Regions from separate parts of the Homo sapiens genome. Here region 1 is linked to region 2. A link is a contact called in ENCODE Hi-C data. All regions are on one chromosome and are shown on one strand. Each heading gives the region's core, a stretch centred on a gene start or an enhancer-like site at or near the end of the contact. The rest is flanking DNA. Distances are from core to core; before and after follow the strand shown. Region 1 overlaps FARP1 (FERM, ARH/RhoGEF and pleckstrin domain protein 1). Region 2 has its middle 99 kb from the start of IPO5.

What was found. A loop is a pair of places that touch in the nucleus more often than their neighbours do. Pooled maps may share reads with other maps.
Region 1: a map of heart right ventricle shows a loop between it and region 2 (3-fold over the local background). The contact joins two enhancer-like sites. A Hi-C loop is called at or near these places in 8 of 168 maps with a recorded cell type or tissue (IMR-90, PC-9, Right ventricle myocardium superior and 5 more), 2 of 37 single-sample maps with no recorded cell type and 17 of 50 pooled maps.

Annotation. Positions count from the first base shown.
Region 1 is chr13:98,403,580-98,410,516 of GRCh38, forward strand. It overlaps FARP1 (FERM, ARH/RhoGEF and pleckstrin domain protein 1), which reads left to right. Exons shown (of 27, transcript NM_005766.4): 14 at 5,759-5,946. Among named protein-coding and RNA genes, the nearest start is that of FARP1-AS1, 29 kb to the right of the region's middle. Within about 2 kb of position 1,577, at least 3 of the 41 ENCODE cell types and tissues checked have a DNase peak (open chromatin) inside an H3K27ac peak, as active enhancers do.
Region 2 is chr13:97,851,002-97,857,927 of GRCh38, forward strand. No RefSeq gene overlaps it. Among named protein-coding and RNA genes, the nearest start is that of IPO5, 99 kb to the right of the region's middle. RefSeq lists enhancers at 5,476-5,545, 5,576-5,695, 5,716-5,815. Within about 2 kb of position 5,115, at least 4 of the 41 ENCODE cell types and tissues checked have a DNase peak (open chromatin) inside an H3K27ac peak, as active enhancers do.

The DNA of each region.
Region 1 (6,937 bases), core at 327-2,826, 550 kb after region 2:
CTTGGTCCCAGTTGGCTTCTGATGGCCAAGGAGCTGTTTTTCATTTTGGTGGGCACCCAACATGTAGGTTCTCACAGATGCTGTCTGGTTTCTTCTTCTCTCCATGGCGGAACAATGAAGTACGTCAATAAAGCATGGACTCATACCACTGGGAAGAATGCTGGCTTCTCCAGTAACAATGAGCTTGGTGGTTCTTTGAGCATGGAAGGCCAAGCTCATGTCACAGTGTATGCACGGTATTAATATATCTCTTGTTGATCTAAACTGAAGGGGCTTTTACTTGTCCTAACAGGTATCATGCTGTAAAAACTGTCCATTGTAACTGTTCTTTCCCACTGATGGCTGAAGCTTTGTCCTGAGTACAAGATGGTATTTTTCATTGGTACGAAGCACCATGTTCCCAACCCAAACACTGCCTCCACCACCACCACCACCACCATCACCACCACCACTGCTACTACCAACATCACCACCACCATCACCACCACCGTGTTCAAACAAAGCAGCATTCTCCTGTGTCTTTTCCTCATAAGTAAGAACAAGGTAGCACATTCATTTTTCCATTAGTGCATTTCAATTCTTTTCCTGCAAGTTGCATTGCTATTGCTTTTCTGAATTGCTTGATGATGAACTGTGAAGCTGATGCTTAGCTGCTTGTGAAACTTTTCTTAAAGGAACTGGGTCTAAGAAGCACACATACATTACCCTCAACAACCTCAGGTATCAAGAAGAGGACCACACTGCTAACATGGGTAATCCTATAACCTGGCTTTTCTTGTGGAACTTTGTAATTTCTATAAAATACCGCCAGCTTTGCGTATTCCACTGAGCCCCAACTTAGATATCAGACGCTAGTGAGTCCTGCCTATTCAGGAAGCTACGTATTATTCAGCATAATACTGCCCTTTTTTTTGATAACTGGCTTTCAAATGGGATAATCTCAAGAGAGGTTTCATTGTATCCTCTTAGAGCGTATGGATTTAAATAGAGCCTTTCAAAAAAATAGATGAAAACCTACATCTCTAATATATTTCCTACTTGGGCCTTTTGAGCATATTCTGGGCACATAGAGAGAAAATCTCCTATGTTTTAGAACAGAATAAAAGAAGACAAATTATGGTAGATAAGTGGCACCCAGAAGATTGCAAAATAAATAATTTTATGTGGGGGAATATTGAAGAAAAAGCATAGAAACTTTTTTATAATTGCACTTTAAAATTTTGGAAAAGAAAAATTGAGAATGCAATCAGTAGTCTCATTTTTGTCAGTATTCTGTCAGATATTAGCTATTCAATAAGCATATCTTGGATTACTATTTTTTTAGTTGTCAGTTTTTCTAGTTTCCCCCTTTATAGGAAAAAATAATACCTATGTGGTTAAAAACTGAGACCCATTTAAAAAACAGGACAGGTACAGTTAAGTACTAGAAATGCCGTTTTTATCACTTGAAAAATAGATTAGAAATGTTTTTCTTTTCCCAGAATTGTGTGAGTTTGTTTTGAAGCCTTGAATACCGGTACATGGTTAACAGGCAGCTTGTGCCCAATCCCAAAGCGGGAAGAAAGGCCTGGCTTTGGCTCACTGATGATAAAGTCTCCTCCCACTGCCTTTCAGCAGCTCTGCCGAAGAGCTGATCAAGATGCTGCAAACCCAGCTTCCCCAGACCGGCCAAGAGGGAAGAATGATGAGCGTGTTTTAAATTACAAAGAGAGAGCAGCGCAGGCAGTTTCTGGTCTGGGTGATAAATTGAAATCCATAAATATAGCAGTGCTAATTTGAAGTTCCGTAATTGTTTGTGCCATGAGAATGTGTACATTTGAAAGGATTTTATAAAGCAATTACTAGAAATGCCTCCCTTGAGAGCTGTATGACTGGAGGTGTTTTCAGTCTGAGGGGGGCAGCATAAACCCAAACCTCTTCTAGATGAATGGCAGGGTGGCGGGAGGGGTCATGAAATCATGGGGAAGAGGTGAAGGATTTGAGAGCTACTAACCTGACATCTAACTGAATGCCTAAGAAATTGCAGGGCAATTTCAGGAAATAGGAAAAATAATTTTGAAAACATTCAAAGCCTCCAGACTTTCGGTGTGTGACTGATCTTTTTTCTAATCTCTTTAAACTTCTTTCCACCTATTGCCTTAATAGCAGGTGCTTCCTCTTAGGGTCCCCCCAAATTATTTACCTCGAGTTCCCTAATGAAATTACTTTGCATTAATTTGTCATAAAGGGAGAAGTGCTAGAAATACCGAGGCATTGATAATTTCATGGAGTAGCAATGAATGTCAGTCACAGTTTCCTCTCCCCGTTGCCCGGGGCTGTGCCTTCAAAGCAGGTGACAGACTGCAAGGTGTAAACAAGCTTTATAATGCCATATAAATCAAACCGGGCTCATTTTACCTAACAACAGAACCATGTTTGTTTGCTTTTTTGTAAAATGGACTACTTCAGTGAAAAATTGATTCCACGTAGTTCTAATAACTCTGTGACCTTGGACATTGGCTTTTTATAGACACAGCTCTTCCCACCTGCTGGTATGGACACCAGTTTGTACAGACTGTTGTCACACACCCTGGCTCAAAGTCAAAAGAGAATTTTAATTACTCATCAAGCTGCCAAATTCTACTAATTGCCCCCTTGTCAGCATATTTCATTAATTGCTGAAAGGTAAATGAGTTACATATTTTGTTTGGACCACGTCACCTGTACATTTTCAAAGCCTCGGATTGTTTATCTTGCAAAGAGAGAAGGGGCCTCTTCTCCACAGATGCAGCTCAAATTAGCAAAACTGAACTGTAGAGTTTCAGGCCTTTCCCTTCCTTAAAATGCTGATAGATTTCTAGACCAGACTTTGATATTTATTGGCTTCTTGGTCTTGCTGTTTAAACACACCCATTGCCCTTTCTTTCTTAGGCCCTATAAGCAAAGCTGGAGTAGCGTCTTGGGAAAAGGCCAACTGACCACCCTAATTTTGTCGTTCCAAGTCTGCAGAGCGCACATATTAAGTAGTTGTTACTGACATCTTTAGGCTCCGTGAGTGAAATGCAGCAAGCCTGCCCCCAGCAGCCTGTGGGCTAATCCTGAGCTGTTCCTTCGTTTAGGTACACAGGTGACCCTGAAGTTCCCACTCGGCCCTCTGTTTTCTGAGTCCTGTCTCCTCTGTAGCACAGTGGGGATTGTTCTGAACCGTGGCACGCCTTCTTGGCGAGGCAGGCTCTCTTATGGAACCATAGTCTGTTACCTCATTTCTTCCAACTGCTCTGTCCCCTAAATGTGTGTTCCCAGGTGCAGTGCAGCAAGGGTGCTCGCTGTTGGCCTTTGAGAGTGGAGGTGGCTGTATCGGAGTGTGCTCCCCCTACTTTTTCCCTTGCCCCGAGTGGCAGTTCTTTTCCTCTCTGTTGCCGGATGCTGTCTAGGGCCTGTTAGTTGCTATTTCCTTGCCTCCGCTCCCCTTCCCACTAGCCTTCTAACTACCTTTTATTCTCGGCTCCAACTCTTTCAATGATGAGGTGAATGCTTTTTCTGTTCCACGTCACTGCAAAGTCAAGGTGTCCAGCATGCTCTCACTTATAACTGCCTCACCCGATCTCACGCACAGTGCGAGAGCTGAAGGTAAGCCCCGGATGTTGCCAGATTACGGTGGACAAATAAAAAACAACTCTCCAACAGCAACTCACAAATGCATGAAATGTTTTAACCTCTAGACAGACTGCCAGAATTTCTCTCTTCTAATTCCTACTTGTAGTGATAACATTTTTCTTTTTGTGATTTTTTTTTTTTTAAATAATAGTGTAGTACCTTGAAACAACTGCAGTTCTAACTCATTGTCACCATTTCTGTTTGACACGTTCCACTTCCTTTGCAATTATTGTATTTAGTTGTGCACTAGTGTCAATAAAATTGACATTTGTGAAGCAATTTCTGGCCTTTTTCTCCGGGGTTTTCTGGGTCTGGTGGTGTTTCGGGTGATGGGGTCTTTGTCTAACACAAGGCTTCATGTTAGTGAGGTATATTAAAAAACATGAGGATTTAAAAGCAGAGGGATTTTAAAAATGCAAGCTTACTGAATCTGCCTTTTCCTCACATTTTCTAATCTTGCTATCCAAGGATCATTGCACTAACCAGTAGTCCGTGGGCAGGACGTCTGCCTTTTGTCATTCTCCAGGTACAGTGGATCTTCCTCCACTGTGTTGGCGGTGCTGCTGACTGCTCAACCTGGCACCAAGGGTGGGGGCTGGTGGTGGTTTCTCCAGGGTTCATTTATACTGGGACCAAATTCACCGCCCTTACTTCATCAGCTCCATTCTAGGTAGGCTGTTGTATCTTGTAATTCCAAAATGCACATGCATGACTCCAGAGGGTGAGAACAGATGACAGGAAAATGGGGGTGCTCCTAGAAAACCGCCCTCCACCTTTTCCCTTAGAGATCTTCAGCGTACCAAGTAGCAGCGAGCCTGAAACTGTAGACTGGGAAATTGAGAAAGCGCTGACTTTGTCTTTCCTTATCATGGTAGTAGACAGGACTGCAGGTTATTTTAACTTTGCTTACCTCATATTAGCTCTAGCAAATCTGCTTTATTAGTATAAATATAAGTGTTAGACAAAAACACTTAGGTTAGAAGTATATTCTGAAACATCCCATGTAGCTTCATTGGGTTGAGATACAGATATTTGCAAAAGTGTATTGGCAAAGAGTGTCCTATACATATCATCTCCCTTGGCTGACTCATAGCGGGTAATATATACTTTTTTTTTTTTTTTTTTTTTTTGAGACAGAGTCTCACTTTGTCGCCCAGGCTGGAGTGCAGTGGGGCGATCTCAGTTCACCGCAACCTTACCTACCTGGTTCAAGCAATTCCCCTGCCTCAGCCTCCCAAGTAGCTGGGATTGCAGGCACCCGCCACCATGCCCAGCTAATGTTTTTGTATTTTTGGTAGAGACGGGGTTTCATCATGTTGGCTAGACTGGTCTCAAACTCCTGACCTCAGGCAATCCGCCTGCCTCGGCCTCCCAAAGTGCTGGGATTACAGGCGCGAGCCACTGCGCCTGGCCACATTTTCATATTACTATGGTATCCTTTCTCAAGGACTCATGGTACCCTGTCACTTTTATCTTATAAAGGGAAATTGTGATAATATAATGACGTCTGCTTTTGCATGTTGAAGTGATCACATATGCCTGTAATGTGATGCTAGTGTTTCTGTCCCAAACAGTGAGAGACATGGAATGACATCACCAGGTATAACAAGCTTGCTTCTGTTCTTTGTAGAATGGGGAGTTAGTTGCTTGACCTTTCTGTTAGCTGTGACCCATTGTTACGGGACGTAGTGTGTCCTAAGTACAGCAGTTGCTTAGATGCCTGTTAGTATAGTTGTATTTTCTAATCATTTCCCCATGTCTCATTGTGACATAGACACTGTGTCTTTCTTGAGTAATTCTTAGAAGTAAGCAGTAGTTGGGAGATGAAATTCCTATTTCGGGATACACTATGCTTTTAAGCTATTTTAATTGCTATCTAAGCAGAGTTCTCTATCTTATCATTAATTACGTAATGAGGCTCCATTGAATCCTTCATACTTTGGTATCTTTATTAAGGCAGCTTTGACTTAGGAAAAAAACTAGAAAATAAAGAATCGCTTTAGGTTTGCCATGGCGGGGTAGTCAAATCTTACGATTTGAAAAAGGTGAAAGTAGTGAATAGAAATCAGGTCCCAGAAAAAAATTACTTTTTTTTTCTTTAAAACTTCTCATCCCCAAACAGGCTCCCTGACTGGCAGTCCTCACCTTTCCGAGCTGTCTGTGAACTCGCAGGGGGGAGTGGCCCCTGCCAACGTGACCTTGTCTCCCAACCTGAGCCCCGACACCAAGCAGGCCTCTCCCTTGATCAGCCCGCTGCTGAATGACCAGGCCTGCCCCCGGACGGACGATGAGGATGAGGGCCGGAGGAAGGTACAGGGCCGAGGGCTCAAGCGCGTGTGTGGCTGTGTGTGCACGTGTGTTTGTGTGAATTTTAAAAATTGTACTAAAATATACATAAGAGCAAAGGTACCATGTGAGCCATTTTCAAGTGTACAGCTTGCTGGCATTAAGTACATTCATGTTGTTGTGCCACTGTCCCGACCATCCATCTCCAGAACTTATCTTCCCAAACAGAAACTACATCCATTTGTCACTAACTCCTCCTTCCCCCTCCTGCCAGCCACTGGCACCTCATTCTACTTTCTGTCTCTATGAATTTGCCTACTCTAGGTACCTCATATAAGCAGAATCACCCAGTATTTGCCATTTTGTGACTGGCTTATTTCACTTAGCATTCTGTCTTCATGGATCATCCATATGTAGCATGGGTGAGAATTGCCTGCCATTTGAGGGCTGAGTGATGTCCCGCTGTGTGTATAAACCACACTTTGTTATCCATTCTTCTGTTAATGGACAGTCATGTGGTTCCCACCTTTTGGCTGCTGTGAACATGAGTGTCCAGGTATTTGTTTGAGTCTCTGCTTTGAAGTCTGTTGTGTGTACACCCAGCAGTGGAGTCAGGTGGACTCCTATGAGAAGTGGGCAAAATGGCGGACAACAGGCGACCTCCTTGCACTTATTGTTTAAAGAGAAAGCAAGGTTGAATGGCCGGCCTCCTCCACGGTGGGGCTGGCTGCCCACCTGACTGACAGCCGCCAAGGGAGTTCAGGCCGATGATGCCACCAGCTGATCTCACCCCTGTCCCTTTAGACCCAGCTACCATGTGTTCCCACAATGTAACTTCCATGTCATGAACACCAACTCCACCAACGGACATAGGACGAGACAGTTCCTTTTTTATGTATTTCCTTTGCCTAATTTGAGTCCTTTTGCTGACGGTAATTTTTACCTGGAAGGAAACCTTCCTAGACTATATTCTCATCATGGAAATCCATTATCTTAGCCTAGCTCCTCACATGAA
Region 2 (6,926 bases), core at 3,865-6,364:
ATATCTAAATGATAATCCTAATGAATTATCTTGAGCACTGTGACAGGCAGAATAATGATCTTCCCAAAGATGTCCACATCCTAATCCCCAGAACCTGGAAATATGTCAGGTAACATGGCATTAGTCCATTTTCACATTGCTATAAAGATACTACCCAAGACTGGGTAATTTATAAAGGAAAGAGGTTCAATTGACTCACAGTTCCACAGGGCTGGGGAGGCCTCAGGAAACTTACAATCATGGCAAAAGGCGAAGGGGAAGCAAGGCATCTTCTTCACAGGGTGGCAGGAGAGAGCAGTGCAAACAGGGGAAATGCCAGACACTTATAAAACCATCAGATCTCCTGAGCACTCACTCACTATCACGAGAACAGCATGGGCGAAACCACCCCCCCATGATGCAATCACCTCCCTCCCTCCACACGTGGGGATTACAGTTGGAGATGAGATTTGGCTGGGGAGACAGAGCTAAACCATATCACATGGTAAACGAGAATTAAGTTGCAGCTGGAAGTAAGGTTGCTAATCAGCTCACTTTAAAGTAGATTATCCTAAATTATCTGAGTGAGCCCAATGTAATCCATTTACAAGCAGACAAGGAAGCAGCAGAGAGTCAGAGGAGGATGTGACCAGAGAAGAAAGTCAGAGAGAGGTGATGTTGCTGGCTGTGAAGATGGAGGAGGGGCCACAAACCAAGGAGAGTGAGCAGCCTCTAGAAGCTGGAAAAGGCAAGGAAACTGATTCACTTCTGGACTTTCCAGAAGAGAACACAGCCCTGCCAACACATGAATTTGAGCCAAGTGAAGACTTCTAACTAAGCCAAGCGTGAGACTTCTAAATTACAGAAATATAAGGCAATAAATTTGTGTTGTTTCAAGCAACTGTGTAATAATTTGTTACAGCAGCAATAGAAATTATTACAAGCAACTACTATGTTATAGATGTTATATTAGGAGCAAAGAATCTATGAGTATACTGCCTTATTGAGTCCTTGCAAAGAAGTATTGCTATCACTGCTTTTTAGATGCCAAACCAAGGTTCAGAGCAGATAAGCAATGGACGAAAAGTCCTGTATTAGTCCGTTCTCCCATTGCTATAAAGAAATACCTGAGACTGGGTAATTTATAAAGAAAAGAGGTTTAATTGGCTCATGGTCTGCAGGCTGTACAGGAAGCATGGCAGCACCTGCTTCTAGGGAAGCCTCAGGGAGCTTTTGCTCATGGTAGAAGGCACAGTGGAGGCAAGCGTCTTACCTGACAAGAGCAGGACCAAGACAGCGGGGAAGGTGTTATGTACTTTGAAAAACCAGATCTCGTGATAATTTACTGCCTCACTGTCATGAGAACAGCACTGGGGGGATGGTGCTAAACCATGAGAAACTGCCCCTGTGCCTCCAAAGCACTGAGCACCAGCAAATATTTAATGCTTAACAGACTGCCTGACTCATACTTGAATACTTGAAGAATCAAAGATGCATGGATGGATGGATGGGTGGGTGAAGGGGTAGATGAGTGGGTGGGTAGATGGGTGAATGGGTGGGTGTATGGATGGATGGATGGATGGATAGATGGTTGGTTGTGTGGATGGTTAGATGATTGGATGGAAAAATGGGTGGTTGGATGGATGGTTAGATTAATGGCTGGGTAGATGGAAGGATCAATAAATGCGTGGAAGTGTGGATGGGTGGATGGGTGGATGGATGGATGGATGGATGGATAGATGGATGGATGGATAGATGGTTGGGTACATGGATGGTTAGATGGTTGGATGGAAAAATGGGTGGATGGATAGATGGTTAGATGAATGGTTGGGTGGATGGGAGGATCGATTAATGAGTGGATGAATGGGTGGGTGGATAGATGGATGAGTGGATGGGATGCATAGATGGGTGGGTAGGTGGATACATGGTTTGATGGAAAAATGGGTGGGTGGGTGGGTAGATGAATGGATAGATGGGTGGGTAGATTGTTGGATGGATGCATAGGTGAATGGACGTGAGGGTAGGTAAGTAGATGGATGGGTGGATGGATGGATGGATGGATGGATGGACTGGTGGGTGGATGAGTGGGTGGATGGGTGAATGGGTGGAAAAATGAATGGGCAGTATAGTAGCCATTCAGAGACTGCTAAAGTGCTGGAAAGTTGACACAGAGCTACGTAACAGTCTTATTTGATATTTACTAATAATACAGTTCCATGGAGAAAAACATCAGCTTATTTGACTTAAATATGACATGTATTTGCAAATCTCATGAAGAGAAACTCACACTGCTTTTCAAAAAATGGTCCTGCCCTGCAGTGGTGCTGACATCAAGCAGTGTCCCAGAGAGGGGAGGAAGCAGACACTGGCCAGAGATCCATTATAAGGGCTCTTGGCTCATTAACTTTCTACTTCCATCAGTGGCCTTGTCACCTCAGTTAACCTTCTTTCCATCTCATTTCACTCCCCCTTCTCCCAGAAATCCATGATACTTCCATTTTCTCTTCCATTAGGGCACAATTAGGAAGGTGCTTGGCATGTAAGGAAGGCCCAATAGATATTTGGCAGTGTTTATTAATGAATCCCACTGTTCTTCTGACACATCTATCCCCTCTAGTCCTTCACCCACGCAGCTACCAAAAATATCAAAACAGCATGAGATGTCATATTTTAATGTGTAACACAAATGAAATGTGGCCTGCTTGCTACTGATTTAAGGTCTAGCTTAGTCCTGTGACTCATTGCAAGTCAAACAACAAAAATCCTTGAAGAGTAAATAGCAAAATTTCCTAAAAATTTCCATTAGACTCTCTCTCCCTAAAGACCCTAATCGTTGCTTTCTTTCTCCAAAAACAAGACAAGGGTGGGGCTTTCTGAACTGGCTCCGGACACCCTCCCTCCTGCTCATCCAGACTTTTCTCTCCTCTTGCTCACTTCCTGCCATTTCACATGCAATCGAATTTCAACTTCCCAAATATATTGTGAGTTCCCCAGATCTTCTCACTCCTTTTCCATGATCAGTGCAATTAAGACATAGAAATCAGAAGGTCGACATGTGAAAAAAAATGCTCAACACCATTAATTGTCAGGAAAATGCAAGTTAAAACCACAATGAGGTATTACCCCACACCTGTCAGTATGGCTGTTATAAAAAAAAAAAATGATAACAGGTGTTGGCAAGGATGTAGAGAAGAGGGAACCCTTGTACATTATTGGTGGGAACATAAATAGGTAAAGCCAGTACGGAAAACAATATGGAGGTTCCTCAAAAATTAAAAATAGAACTAGCATATGATCCAGCAGTCCCACTACTGGCTATATATACAAAAGATATGAAATCAGCATGTCAAAGAGTTATCTACATGCCTGTGTTTACTGCAGCATTACTCACAATAGCCAAAATAGGAAATCAACCTAAGTGTCCAGCAACAGATGAGTGGATAAAGAAAATATGGTGTAAATACACAATGGAATACTATTCAGCCACTAAAAAAAGGAAACCTTGTGTTTGCAACAACATGGATGAGCCTAGAGGACATAATATAATGTTAAATGAAATAAGCCAGGCACAGAAAGACAAACACCACATGATCTCACTTACATGTGGAGTGTTAAATGTCAAATCATATAGAAACAGAGAGTAAAATGGTGGCTACAGGGAAAGAGGAAGTAGAAACGGGAAGATGTTGGTTAAAGAGTATCAAGCTTTGGTTAGACCACAGGAATAAATTCTGGAGAGCTATTTTACAGCCTGGTGACTATAGTTAACAAATGTTAATAATAGCAATGTATGCTTGAAAATTGTGGCCCAGGTGCAGTGGCTCATATCTGTAATCCCAGCACTTTGGGAGGCCGAGGCAGGTGGATCACCTGAGGTCAGGAGTTCGAGACCATCCTGGCCAACATGGTGAAACCCCATCTCCACTAAAAATAGGAAAACTAGCCAGGAATGGTGGCAGGCACCTGTAGTCCCAGCTACTCGGGAGGCTGAGGCAGGAGAATTGTTTGAACCTGGGAGGCGGAGGTTGCAGTGAACCAAGATCGCGCCACTGCCCTCCAGCCTGGATGACAGAGGAGACTCCATCTCAAAAAAAAAAAAAAAAAGGCTAAAAGATTAGCTCTTAAATGCTCTCAACACAAAAGCGTGATAAGAATGTGAGGAGATGGATACGTTAATTAGTTTGATTTAGTCATTTCACAATGTATACCTATATCAAAACATTGAATGTTATACCATAAACATATACAATTTTCACTTGTCAATTATACCTTAATAAATCTGGAAAAAATTAAAATTTAGAAAAGAATATCTCACAATTATAATATTCTTTTAGATATGCTTTTCTGGAATCATTTCCTTTGTATGTTACGGATTAATGTATAATATATGAACATTACAGCAAGGTAATTCAATCTTTGCCTTCCGATCTTTGTGCTGTTGTTATCAATAATTTTATTTCCACATATGTTAGACATGGTTACTATCTTTGCTTTAATCAGTCAAATATATTTTAATAAAAGTTTAAGATGAGAAATAAAAACTAAAATAAAATAGAAGCCAGGGAAAGTCTTGGAATAATTGTTTTTAGTATCTGTCACATGTGATTTGTTGCAGTTAGATTTCATCAAAATGCATTGGCTTTATTTGGAGAAGGCCATGGCAATGTTGGAGCCCAAGCAGCATAGATAATGTGCGTATATTTGGCACTAGGGGGCGATATAGCATTGCTTTCAGCCCTTCACTGTCAGCGCACACGCAAAATAAATGAATTCCCGCTAAGGAAAATCATTCCCAACTTTTCTTCTGCATCTCAAGTCATTGGCTCTTACGTCACTTGGCAAAGCACTCTGAACAGCAGGCCTCGAAGGTCCATTCTTTAAGTTACTGATTTATCGATTTTGTTTGCTGGTGTTTTCACTTAATCCTTGGTTTGCTTTCACTGAGCTCTGAGAGTTTTTTTAAATTGGTCAGTCTTGCTAGAATTCCAAACATACAAACAAAAAAAAACTCTACTGTTTACAGTAATCTACCATGGATCTAGTGGTTGTCTGGATTCTGGCACAGGGACTGGCTCTGGGGGGCAGCTGAATTCTGATGGAAGAAAGCACTAATGCTAATGTGGAAGGCCTGCGCTTGGCTGAGTCCCAAAGGAAGCAATTCCAGGCCCTGACCCCAGGCTGGGCCCCTGTTTCTCGGTCACAAGGGAGGCCAGCTAAGACTTGTGCAACCCGGCTCGAAGGATGTCGAAGCACCCTCAATTTCATATGCAAATGAGAGCCAGTCCAAAAAAGGATTGCAGGGTTTCCCAGAAGGTCCAGCTCCTTGGAGGATTATGAAGCCGCCAGCTGATTTCACATTCCACCTGATTTACAGCATTAACTGCAGATTTTTTTTTAAATATCTAATACGATATGATGCCTACGTGTATCAAGATGGCTCTAAGGAGCTTTAATTTGCATTGGGTTTTTTGGTTTTGCTCAGTCATAGCATGTTCTAGGAGCTACTTGTATCAATATCAAGAGGGTAAGTCCCACCAGCACTCTCAGGAGGAGGCCTTCCTGTAGGTATTCAGGCCCTTGGAAGAAGGGCTGTTGGCCCTAGAATTTACCAAAGGGGCAGAACTCAGGCCCTCTGTATTCTGACGGTGAAGTTTGTGGTTCCCCAAGGAGGAGGAAGAGATGACACAGGTGCTCCCCAGGTGTCTCTTGCCTCCTGGAATGGCCGCCAGAAGAAGTGAAACAGCTGAGCTATGAAAGCTGTAAACTCAGGAGCACAAGGAGGGCAGGGGCTGGGTCCTCCCTCAGAGAACCACAGTAATGAGCACAGAACTCAGTCTGCACCAGGTCAGCATCTCTGTCAGATGGTGCTGGACCAGGCGTCCTCCCTACCAGGGCCACCACTTGGGATGTTGGACGTGAGGCTCACAGAAGCAAGTAGGAGCTGAGATCTTGCCCAGATTTCCTGTGCCACACAAAGAGTCCACAGGGCTGTGCATGCCCAGACGGGCATTCCTCCCTAACTTCTGGAAAGTCCCTGGGGGACTTAGAGGTGGCTCTGACATTGACACGGTGTGGCAAGGAGGAGCTGTGGCAACGGCGAACTGATTAAACTTTGGCTTCACCACCCAACTCCCTACCACCTCCCACCTTAGACACTATAACCCTCAAGTTTTTAAACAACTGGGGGAGCAGGTAGCCCTAAGAAGGAGATACCAGCCTTTCTGCTAGTCAAGAATGACTTCGGAGCTGGGTGTGGTGGTGTGGCCTGTAACCCCAGCCACTTGTGAGGCTAAGGCAGGAAGATTGCTCAAGCCTGGGCATTCGAGGCCAACCTGGGCAACATAGACAGACCTCGCCTCTAAAAAAAATTTTAATAATGATCTTGGGTTAGTTTTCATTTTTTAAGAGATGATGAGACCACGTGTGTGCTGCAAGTTTGTGAAATAACGCATCAATAGCGCTCAGAGTAACACTCAGACGGCAAAGAACTTATCATAATGCCTTTTTTAATGCCAAAATGAGTCTTAGAGAGATTAAGTGACTGTTGCACAGATAATAAATGAAAGAAATGTGAGTACCCAGTTTCTCTCCCCAGTACTCTAATTGATAGATTTTGGAGCAATAGTCCTGCTTTAATAATTAATTCATATTGCTGCATGGATGAGCTATGGGATATTATAGCCAATTCTACCATAAAATATATCATTAAAAAATTTTTTGCAAACTAATTCTTAATTTGGCTAGCTGAGACCTTGGACTAATTCCTGGAACCAAACCCTCTCATTTCTACATCTGCATGGTGACAGGATTGACAGGCGATTTCCAAGGGCCCTTTCAACTGCAGAATTCCCATAGTCTGAGCAAAAATAAGCATTGACTATACAACAGAAATTAAAATAGCTTTACAACAACACTGCCAGGAATTATTCTCCAGATCGTGCAGATGA